Regions from separate parts of the Homo sapiens genome. Here regions 2, 3 and 4 are each linked to region 1. The links are chromatin contacts, found by Hi-C or POLR2A ChIA-PET in ENCODE. All regions are on one chromosome and are shown on one strand. Each heading gives the region's core, a stretch centred on a gene start or an enhancer-like site at or near the end of the contact. The rest is flanking DNA. Distances are from core to core; before and after follow the strand shown. Region 1 holds the start of TIFA (TRAF interacting protein with forkhead associated domain). Region 2 overlaps HADH (hydroxyacyl-CoA dehydrogenase). Region 3 holds the start of LEF1-AS1 (LEF1 antisense RNA 1). Region 4 holds the start of RPL34 (ribosomal protein L34).

The links. A loop is a pair of places that touch in the nucleus more often than their neighbours do. ChIA-PET counts read pairs that join two places held with the same protein, here RNA polymerase II (POLR2A). Pooled maps may share reads with other maps.
Region 2: a map of OCI-LY7 shows a loop between it and region 1 (18-fold over the local background). The contact joins the enhancer-like site here to the promoter of TIFA in region 1. A Hi-C loop is called at or near these places in 1 of 168 maps with a recorded cell type or tissue (OCI-LY7). POLR2A ChIA-PET finds 5 or more read pairs at or near these places in 1 of 52 experiments (activated CD4-positive, alpha-beta T cell).
Region 3: a loop to region 1 is called in a map of OCI-LY7, with 7 times the contacts of the local background. The contact joins the promoter of LEF1-AS1 here to the promoter of TIFA in region 1. A Hi-C loop is called at or near these places in 1 of 168 maps with a recorded cell type or tissue (OCI-LY7) and 5 of 50 pooled maps. POLR2A ChIA-PET finds 5 or more read pairs at or near these places in 1 of 52 experiments (activated naive CD4-positive, alpha-beta T cell).
Region 4: a pooled map shows a loop between it and region 1 (7-fold over the local background). The contact joins the promoter of RPL34 here to the promoter of TIFA in region 1. A Hi-C loop is called at or near these places in 7 of 50 pooled maps. POLR2A ChIA-PET finds 5 or more read pairs at or near these places in 3 of 52 experiments (OCI-LY7, activated naive CD4-positive, alpha-beta T cell and endothelial cell of umbilical vein).

The regions. Positions count from the first base shown.
Region 1 is chr4:112,284,635-112,287,168 of GRCh38, reverse strand. TIFA (TRAF interacting protein with forkhead associated domain) reads left to right here and starts at 1,265. Exons shown (of 2, transcript NM_052864.3): 1 at 1,265-1,529. RefSeq lists a silencer at 1,213-1,522 and enhancers at 2,163-2,282, 2,313-2,492.
Region 2 is chr4:108,035,144-108,037,677 of GRCh38, reverse strand. HADH (hydroxyacyl-CoA dehydrogenase) reads right to left here. Exons shown (of 8, transcript NM_005327.7): 8 at 2,507-2,534. Among named protein-coding and RNA genes, the nearest start is that of HADH, 47 kb to the right of the region's middle. Within about 2 kb of position 1,262, at least 4 of the 41 ENCODE cell types and tissues checked have a DNase peak (open chromatin) inside an H3K27ac peak, as active enhancers do; they include OCI-LY7, where a contact is called at or near this core.
Region 3 is chr4:108,166,258-108,168,791 of GRCh38, reverse strand. It overlaps LEF1-AS1 (LEF1 antisense RNA 1), which reads right to left and starts at 1,267. Exons shown (of 3, transcript NR_029374.1): 1 at 959-1,267. LEF1 (lymphoid enhancer binding factor 1) reads left to right here. Exons shown (of 12, transcript NM_016269.5): 1 at 1-1,237. The coding sequence starts at 1,025. It overlaps LOC124900752, which reads right to left and starts at 853. Exons shown (of 2, transcript XM_047416528.1): 1 at 1-853. The coding sequence starts at 292. RefSeq lists enhancers at 171-260, 1,288-1,789 and a silencer at 1,667-1,906.
Region 4 is chr4:108,619,303-108,621,836 of GRCh38, reverse strand. RPL34 (ribosomal protein L34) reads right to left here and starts at 1,261. Exons shown (of 5, transcript NM_001319236.2): 1 at 1,237-1,261. It overlaps RPL34-DT (RPL34 divergent transcript), which reads left to right and starts at 1,380. Exons shown (of 4, transcript NR_026968.1): 1 at 1,380-1,529. RefSeq lists enhancers at 1,249-1,298, 524-1,723.

The DNA of each region.
Region 1 (2,534 bases), core at 16-2,515:
ATAATAATAGAAATAAAGTGCACAATAAATGAAATGGGCTTGAATCATCCTGAAACCATCTCCCGTGGCCCCAACCCCAGTCTGTGGAAAAAGTCTTCCATGACACTGGTTCCCAACAGGGATTGCTGGTCTCTACAGTGTCTATCCTCTCTCTCTCTTTTTCTTTAAACAGAGTCTCACTCTGTTGCCCAGACTGGCGTGCAATGGCGCCATCCCGGCCTCACTGCAACCTCTGCCTCCCGGATTCAAGTGATTCTCCTGCCTCAGCCTCCCGAGTAGTTGGGATTACAGGCACCCACCACCAAGCCCAACTAACTTTTGTATTTTTAGTAGAGATGGAATTTCGTCATGTTGGCCAGGCTGGTCTCAAACTCCTGGCCTCGTGATCCGCCCACCTCGGCCTCCCAAAGTGCTGGGATTACAGGTTTGAGCCACGGCACCCGGGTCTATCCTCTCTTGACACCTACTCTCCTTAGGTTCTTCACACTTAGGTGATTCCAAATCTTTTCACTGAGGCAGAAAGGTAGCATTACCTTCTTCTAAGCTATAAAGGACTCCTGAGAGGTGTTTCCCATTTCATCATGTACCAGCTTTTACTTGTGGACTCTGGATGTCCATTACGATGCAAGCGGCAGGAGAGAAAGCGACTGGACTGCTCTGCTGGGTGTAAGGCGAGGGCAACCTGGAGCAAGTTCAAATCCCGCCTCTGCGGGAGGCAGAGGTTGCAGTGAGCCGAGATGGCGCCACTGCACTCCAGCATGGGCGACACGGTGAGACTCGTCTCAAAAAAAGAAAAAAAGAAAAAAAAAATTCCACTTCTGCTCGCCACACTCCACCATTCTCTGAGCCTCGGTTTACTCATGTGTAAGGGGGACTGCGATGATTAGAGGAGCTCGTGCATGCCACGCACTGGCTTGCTTGGTATCCTTGGAGTCACCGAAAGATTAGTTCAGCTCCCCGCCTGCCCACGCCCTGGGGCAACACTCATTTTGGGGAAAAGTCCTCCTTAATGCTGAAGTGATCCAGTTCCCTTCTTTTCTCTAGCTCGCCAATCGGGCTGGAGGAGAGGCCACTCGTTTGGGAAGGCGCGGTCCGGGTCGGTGTACCGCGCACCAAACCCTGCCAGAGAACTGAGAGAGGCGGCCAGGGGGCTGGGTACCTGGTGAGAAAGGCGCCAGCTGCCGGGTCACCTCGAGAGGAAGGAAGGGGCGGGAGCGCGAGTGGAGCGGGCGGAGCCTGAAAACCTCCGCGCCACCGCTGCGCTCTTTACAAAGGCCCCGGGCGCGAGAGGACGTGCTCTGCCAGCCAGTGGGAAGGCAGGCCGCGCGCGCGGGAGCGCGGGAGGATCGGCGGCTCGCGGTCACTGGTCCCTGGCTCGGTTCCCCGCACCCCGGGGCTCACACTTACCCGCGCGGAGGAGCAGCGGCCGGGTGTCCACCCCCATCCTGCGCCCAGTCTCCTCGATTCCCCTCGCTCTGAGCCGGGAGAGCCGAACAGCTGAAGAGAGTTCACTGACTCCCCAGCCCCAGGTACTTGCGGGGCGGCGGGCTGGGGGTGAGGTGGGGACTGGCCCTTTTCTGTTTATCCCGCAAAGACAGCAGCTTTGTCCAGGAGATTTTGGGGGTGTCGGATCGGAAGTCATCCCCCGCTGCTCCTGCTCACCTGGCACACGCTCACCATATGCTAAGGAAAGCCTGCAAAAATTATAGACAGCACCTCCCTGTTTTATAAAATATGAGAATATTTACATAAATGAGGAAACATTGGAGATGGGGGTGTGTTTTCTCTGTACTTTGGTATTCTTTTCAACGTTTTTCTAATCAGAAAACAAAAACGAATGCCATTTATGCAGTGTGGCTCCAGAGCAGTTGTGCGTGACCCCCCTCCCCCGCTTGCCAACTGCTACGGCCCCACGCTCTCGGTGGCCAAGCGAGACCTTTCTGAGGGGCCCTGGGCTCCCTGGAGTGCCGAGGTCCTTGGTCCTAGACCTGACTCCTTGCTTCAGTCTGGTTCATGAGAGAAATATAGTAATCCGTTGTTTTCTGGGACTTTCCCCAGATTTCAGATTGAAAGGTGGAATTTCCCAAATCCTCTGAAGCCAAAATCCACACTGAGCCTCACTGCGGATTTCCGCAGCCACCAGGAAGTGGGACTGGACCCCAGGTCAGGCCAGTCAAGTAGAGTGGGAGAAAGAAAATCTCATGTCTGAAAGACACCGAGCTTTCCTAAGGGTTTCCTCCTGCTGTTTGGTTTTCACTTTTTTTTTTTTTTTTTGATTCTTTGTTTTTGCAAGACCTGTGGTTTTAGTATTAATTCTGCCAAACAGCTGTGCCAGAGTTCACAAATATCTTCAGAGCCACACTTCAGGGTGATCCTGTTGAGCAGGGTTAGACAGGAGGATAACTTGGTCCTTTGCTCTGCTTCCAAGTTTCTGTTCCCCTCCTGTGTGCTCAGTGTTCGGTATTCGTTAGGGAGAAAAGCCTTGAAACTTCCTACTTGCAACCACCCAAAGACATACTCTTTCTTGAGAATAT
Region 2 (2,534 bases), core at 13-2,512, 4.2 Mb after region 1:
GCTGAGAGTATTTTCTAACACCGGATTTGTTCATAGTAGTTTCCGAGTTCCAAGACATGGTTCCACCTACCCCCACGCTGTGTCATTGAAGTTCCCAAAGTGGAAATACGCTTTACAATTGATGTCAGAAAAAGTTAACCATTTTCCCCAGAAAAACTACTATTAACAGTGAATCTTAAGAACATGAAAGGGCCATGATTTTCATTTTACAAAGATATCTTGAGTTAAAACGATCCTTCAGAGAACTCCATTTTACTAAACAGAATTGAAGTCTAGGTGATGGCTATCAGAGGCTCACCATCTTTTTCAGCAAGTCATCTCATAAGTTGCCTGGTTTTCTTCTTAATCTCAAACTTTCACTTGTATTATAGGTAAATAAAAATATCACTGGCCGGGTGCAGTAGCCCACGCCTGTAATCCCAGCACTTCAGGAGGCTGAGGTGGGTGGGTCACGAGGTCAGGAGTTTGAGACCAGCCTGACCAACGTGGTGAAACCCCGTCTCTACTAAAAATATAAAAATTAGCTGGGCGTGGTGATGTATGCCTGTAATCTCAGCTACTCGGGAGGCTGAGGCAGGAGAATCGCTTGAACTCAGGAGGCGGAGGTTGCAGTGAGCTGAGATTGCGCCACTGCACTTCAGCCTAGGCGACAGAGCGAGACTCCGTCTCAAAAAACAAATAAATAAATAAAAATATCACTAAGGGGAAGCATAGGAGAGAGGAAAAAAAGTGGCCAAGTACGGTGGCTCACGCCTGTAATCCCAGCACTTTGGGAGGCTGAGGCAGGCAAATCATGAGGTCAGGAGTTCAAGACCAAACTGGCCAGCAATGGTGAAACCCCGTCTCTATTAAAACTATAAAAAATTAGCCAGGCATGATGGCACACGCCTGTAGTCCCACCTATTCGGGAGGCTGAGGCAGGAGAATTGCTTGAACCTGGCAGGTGGAGGTTGCAGTGAGCCAAGATTGTAACACTGCACTCCAGACTGGGCGACAGAGCAAGACTCCATCTCAAAAAAAAAAAAAAGTATCCTCTTGACCTAAAACTTGGTCTTTACTTTCAAGTGTCATAAAAGATTCATGACGGTTAGGAGGCAAGTTTGGGGAGGTGAGGAGAACCAAGAGCAGTGACACCAGGCCCAGCAGCACTGCCAGGACCCACCCTCCCTCTTGAACAAGTGCTGCCAAAACACAGTGGAGGATGATGCAAGGCACCTGGGGCTCTCACTGAGGCTCAGTTCTTAACCACAGACTGAAGCAAACAGCAGCAGCGGGCCTATATTTGGAAGCAGAGAACCTGACTGACATGACCTTCCCTCCCCCCGCCCCAAGAGCTCTCCGTGGCAAGCAGCTACGTTCACCTGAGAACGCAGAGACATGGAGTTGGGAAAGAAAAAGCTACTCCCTCACCTCCCATGTCTAAAGGAAGGATGTTCAAAATTCCTTCCTGGTCCCAAACACGGTGCATGGAAAATATTTTTTGAAAACGATAAAAGGATATTGAGAGGCTAGGCCTTTTGACTATTTGGTAGGCTTAAAGTGTATTTTAAAATGCCAGCCAGAAAGACTGCTGCAGCCCCTACCTTCTCATCCCGGCAGTCTGATAGTTGCATTGCTGAGTTACATCTTTCCTGGAATTCAGTGGTCAAGAAAGAACCCTGCCATTTCCAGGACAAGGGCCTGCATCCTATGGGGACTCTGGTGAGACAGTAAGGAAGTGAAGCCCCCACTTAGGCCCAGGGCTCATGCCAAAGGTCAAGAGCCAGCCTGAGAGAGCAGGGAGCTGTCAGACCACAAGGGTAACCTTTAGCGATGGAAATGCGGGTGGCCTCACAGGTGCTTCCTTTGGTTCGTTAGGCAGCATTTTATAAGAATAACCTAAAAGTGTCCTACCCAGGTTCTATGTGCGGTACAAATGCACCGATGTATTTATTTTCCCACTATGTTATAGATTCAAAATTTTTAAAATTAATAAGCTCCCTTTTATCAGTCATAAAATGAAGAAAAAAAATCTCTTGACTATTAGACCTATGACCCAGAACACCAAACAAGGATGCCCATTTTAGGGAGAGTCCTGTCTGAAATTTTGGATCGGAGATTTTCAAATGGGCTATTTTGTACTTAATTTTATCAAAACCTAGTTCTAGTCTAGGCTATGTGACAAAATATCTAGTGACTTTGGGCACATCCCTTAAGCTTTCTGCTAATGAGGCTATTGGACCTCAGGATTTCTGATGTCTTTCCAACTCCAAAATTCTATCTTGGAAGACACTTTCTTAAGCCAATGATTAAAAGAAGCTTACGTTACACTACTTCACTTTGTTGGCAAAGAAGAAACAGATGTTCCTTAAAAATTGTTCTCTGTGCCCTTATTACTGCTTTCCTGGTAAGAAATCTGGCAGCGACGGCCCCAGGCAGGTTTTACACAAATGCCTTGTCCTGCCATTCCCTCCCCGTCACTCCCACTTTAAAAATTAACAGCAGGTCAAAGAAGAGGAGAAATAGCTTCTGCCTAAATTACCAACTTTTACTTT
Region 3 (2,534 bases), core at 18-2,517, 4.1 Mb after region 1:
GCCGGGCGAACTCAAGGGGCGCAGCTCTTTGCTTTGACAGAGCTGGCCGGCGGAGGCGTGCAGAGCGGCGAGCCGGCGAGCCAGGCTGAGAAACTCGAGCCGGGAACAAAGAGGGGTCGGACTGAGTGTGTGTGTCGGCTCGAGCTCCGGGCAGAGGCATTTGGGCCCGAGGCCCCCGCTGTGACTCCCCGAGACTCCGCAGTGCCCTCCACTGCGGAGTCCCCGCGCTTGCCGGCAAAAACTTTATTCTTGGCAAACTTCTCTTTCTCTTCCCCTCCTCCTCGGCCCCCATCTTCTGCTCCTCCTCCTTCTCTAGCAGATTAAATGAGCCTCGAGAAGAAAAACCGAAGCGAAAGGGAAGAAAATAAGAAGATCTAAAACGGACATCTCCAGCGTGGGTGGCTCCTTTTTCTTTTTCTTTTTTTCCCACCCTTCAGGAAGTGGACGTTTCGTTATCTTCTGATCCTTGCACCTTCTTTTGGGGCAAACGGGGCCCTTCTGCCCAGATCCCCTCTCTTTTCTCGGAAAACAAACTACTAAGTCGGCATCCGGGGTAACTACAGTGGAGAGGGTTTCCGCGGAGACGCGCCGCCGGACCCTCCTCTGCACTTTGGGGAGGCGTGCTCCCTCCAGAACCGGCGTTCTCCGCGCGCAAATCCCGGCGACGCGGGGTCGCGGGGTGGCCGCCGGGGCAGCCTCGTCTAGCGCGCGCCGCGCAGACGCCCCCGGAGTCGCCAGCTACCGCAGCCCTCGCCGCCCAGTGCCCTTCGGCCTCGGGGGCGGGCGCCTGCGTCGGTCTCCGCGAAGCGGGAAAGCGCGGCGGCCGCCGGGATTCGGGCGCCGCGGCAGCTGCTCCGGCTGCCGGCCGGCGGCCCCGCGCTCGCCCGCCCCGCTTCCGCCCGCTGTCCTGCTGCACGAACCCTTCCAACTCTCCTTTCCTCCCCCACCCTTGAGTTACCCCTCTGTCTTTCCTGCTGTTGCGCGGGTGCTCCCACAGCGGAGCGGAGATTACAGAGCCGCCGGGATGCCCCAACTCTCCGGAGGAGGTGGCGGCGGCGGGGGGGACCCGGAACTCTGCGCCACGGACGAGATGATCCCCTTCAAGGACGAGGGCGATCCTCAGAAGGAAAAGATCTTCGCCGAGATCAGTCATCCCGAAGAGGAAGGCGATTTAGCTGACATCAAGTCTTCCTTGGTGAACGAGTCTGAAATCATCCCGGCCAGCAACGGACACGAGGTGAGCGGGCCGCTGCCCCAGTTCCGAGAGGCGTGGCGGGTCCCTGGGAAACTCAGAGAGGGAGGAAGGGAACGAAGGCGCCCGGCCGCCCGGCTGAGGGTCCCGAGTAGATCCCTCGTTTGTTTTGGGGTGTGTGCGTAGCTGGGCCCCCGGTCCGCAGTGTGTGTGTGTGTGTGTGTGTGTGTGTGTGTGTGTGTGTGTGTAGGATGGGAGGTAGAGGGGCAGGGTAACTTATTCCAAATGGATCAGTTTAGGGGGTTCGGTGGCTGAACGGTTGGTTCGCGGGCAGGAACCCACAATGTTTCGCCTTCGGTCTTTTTGTTGGGCTGAGGGGTGCCGTGCTTTAAAGCGAGTAGGGCTGAATAACGCTACTGATAAATTCTTCCGTGGGACGGAAAACAAAGTGCACACGCTATCTCTTGGTAGATGTCTCTGCAAAAGTGCGTTAAACCACCAAAGGCTTAGGTGGAGACGAGCAGAGCCACAGGCGGGAGGAAGGGGAGGCGGGCGTGGGCTGGGGCAGGCGGGGCCGTCCCTACCACCGGTGAGCCGGGCCGCGGGGAGCAGGCCGGCCGATGGGGCGCGCACCCGGGCTGCGGGGGCGGTGCGGGGTTCAGTCCCTGCGGCCCCAGCGCCTGGGCTAGCAGCTGGGAGCTGTGGGTGCGCCGAGCCGACCCACCGCAAGGGTACACCCTGGCTGTACCGCCCCCAACTCTAGTTTTCTCCAACCGCCATCACTTGGAAACAAACCCACAACTTTTATTTGGGGTTTGGGACCGGATCAGGCCTTAAATCTACGCAGAAGAAAGGCGGAGAAGCAGCGGAAGCCGGGCACTAGTCCTGCAGGGTGGAAGGCGCTTTATCGGGTCTTCTGGCCCGCTGCGGGCGATAGAGCTGGTAACCTGAGTAGAGTAAATAGAGACACGTGGGTGCTGGCTAGAGAAAGCGCGGAGCAGGGCCGCGCTGGAGGGCTGTTTGAAGCCTAGTCCAGAGCTGGTCTAGGGGGCGGATGGACCCTGATACCCGACACTCCACTGGTCACCCTTGTTCCACAACTGGGAAACCCTCTGGAGGAAATCCGGTAGAAAAGTCCTGACACCCGAATGATTTAACCAACGCCTTTTCCCTCCAAAGAAACTTGGAGGATATACCTTTTTTTCCTTAAATGGCATCTTTCTACCCCCAAAAAGAAAGTGTGTGGTTTTGAGGGCGGGGACATTTTGGGTTTTAAACAGCGCGTTTAAGAACACCTCAGATCTGCCTTCTCTATCCCAATGGCAGAGGTGAGTACGAATTT
Region 4 (2,534 bases), core at 12-2,511, 3.7 Mb after region 1:
TAAATTAAGATGTATTATTCCACATTTTAAAACTACTTGTATTTAAAGGTGACTGATAAACAAGAGGCCAAGAATGTTAGCTTTCCTGATGGTAATCAAACGTGGCACTTCCTTAACGTTCTGATGACCAGGCTCCTTACTCAGAGTCTAATTTTGTTTGGAGTGGTGTCCAGAAAAGTGCCACGAGCCCAGTTGGAGAAACACCGCTTTAAACAAAGAGCACAAAAAGTGAGCTCTGAAGTCGAATCCTTAGCTATGCCATTTACTGGGAATATAAAGGGCAAGGAGCTAGCCTCCTTATCTCTAACATGGGAATTCTGTCTACTTTATACAGCTGTCATTAGGATTAAACGACGTGGGCTATCCGTCCCAACACAATGCCTGGCACATATCAGGGTTCAATGTCTTGCCCTAAAGCACCACCTGCGTAAAGGCATACCCTTTAATACTAATTTTGATATTACACAAGTTTCTTTGGGTTATGGCACCTGCTTTCTTCCCACTTCTGGAAACATCGTGATGTTATTTAGCAAATCGGTTATACAGATATGCATACGAGCAACTTCGTTAAGGGAACTACCCAACGTAAAACATAATCAATACTTGAACTAATTTAATCTTCCCATTCCACCCCTTGTAACCACCTCATTTGTTGTCACAAGCCTCTCACTAAAATTAAACTAAAACAGAATTACCAGACACCAAAACTTGACACGTAAAACCAGTGCGAGTGATTTATGAAGCCATTATTCTGTTTGCATCTCCAAAAGCAAGACAGAAACTTCTAACACATTTTTCTCTTCCTTGACATGGGCCTTGGACGCAGAAGCCAAATAGCGAAACCACCCGAACTCGCCGGACCCTGCCCTCCCAAAGACTAAGGACACGTACAGGCGTGCTGTGAAAACGTGGGTGTAAAATATGAAAACGTTTGGCGATTTTCCAGACTCAAACCGCCAAACCACAACTCGTTAGTCTCCAAACGCTACACTTGGAATGCAGCAAAGTCCCGGGTGGTGAGCTGTGGCTACTCACGGCTTTGGAGGTGCCACCAGGAACAAGGGATTTCCAAAGATCAAAGTAAGGAACTTCCTCACCACCAACCTCCCTGTTGTGCCCCTTACCCCTACACCAGCTCAAAGGACTGCTTCTGAGAGCTCTAGGCTTCCTCAGCTCCTCGGATGGCAGCCGATTGGTAAGGAAATAAAGACAGGGAAAAGAGAACAACATCCATACCTGCAGACAACGTCCCCGGAAGAGGAAGAAAAAAGCCTTTGCCAGTTCAAAGGTCAAATAGAATTGCGCAGGACAGGAAGTTGCGTCAGAGAGAGAGTATCCGTGTTGTACGGAAGCCGACGCACCTCTCCGACGTGGGCAGAGATGCAGGGAACCACCACGTTGTACGGCAACCAACGTGCCGCCCCTCTGTGGGCGGGGATTCACACTAGCTGTCTGTGTCAAGGCCACGCAGAAATCTATTGGAAATCGCTGTGGAAACAAACGCAAATGAAAAGCCGCAAAGAGCAAAGGTGGGACAAAATCAACTTCTTTCGTTGTCATGGACACTGCACTTTTAATCTAAAGGGCGCCAGCTCTGGCGTTAGACCTGGGTTTAAATCCCAACTCTTGACATTTATGGTTAAGGGACCTTCAAGGACCAGGGACCTTCAAGAACCTTCCCTTCTTCAACCTTCCCTTCTCTTTCCTTGTCATTTATTCAGAGCACAAGCTTTACAAACAAATTGGGATTTTAATCCAGTGTCTGCTAATTATTAGCTATGTTACTTTGAGCAAGCCCTTAAATCTCTAAAAGGAAGATATTAGGAACTACCGTGCCATGTTATGTCATGATCAAAGGCATTATGAAGTTAAAGCACTTAGCACAGGGTCTTATAGAGAGGAAGTGCTCAGTAAATGGTTGCTAATCTTATGATTATGTACAAAGAACTACTTGAGGCTTTTCATGGGTGGTAAAGTTTAACCTTTAAAACAGTATGTAAAATTTTACATTAAGCGCACGTGTGTATTTTTCTGAGAAGAGGGTCCCTGGCTTTCATCACCTTGTCAAAGGGATTCATGACCTCTAAAAAAGTAAAGAACTCTTTGCCTGGGCTGTAAAAGACAATTCTAAAAGGGGCCTTTAAGTTTTTAATCTTAGATCAGGCTCCCTGGAAACACACCTCGAAGAGACTTGAGTGTTGGCTTATGGGGAGCGCTCTTAGAATGCACCTCCAGGAAGCTGAGAAAGGCGGGGTCAGGTGATCCACAACGTGGTTGCTGTGAGGCAGCTGCATTGCCCCAGAAGAGAGGATTTGGATAGGATATCCCAGTACCCACTCAACTTTCCTTCTAGTATTTCTAATCCATCTAGCAAACCAAGAAAGCAGGCAAGTGACTGAGGGCATGTAGTCTGTCTTGAACTGTGAGGCCTATTGATTCTATCAAGCCTCACATCACTGCCATCTTTGTCACAACACCAGATGGAAGGCTCTGGTTATATCCTTCCCTCTGCTCACTCTCAAATAGCTGCTTCT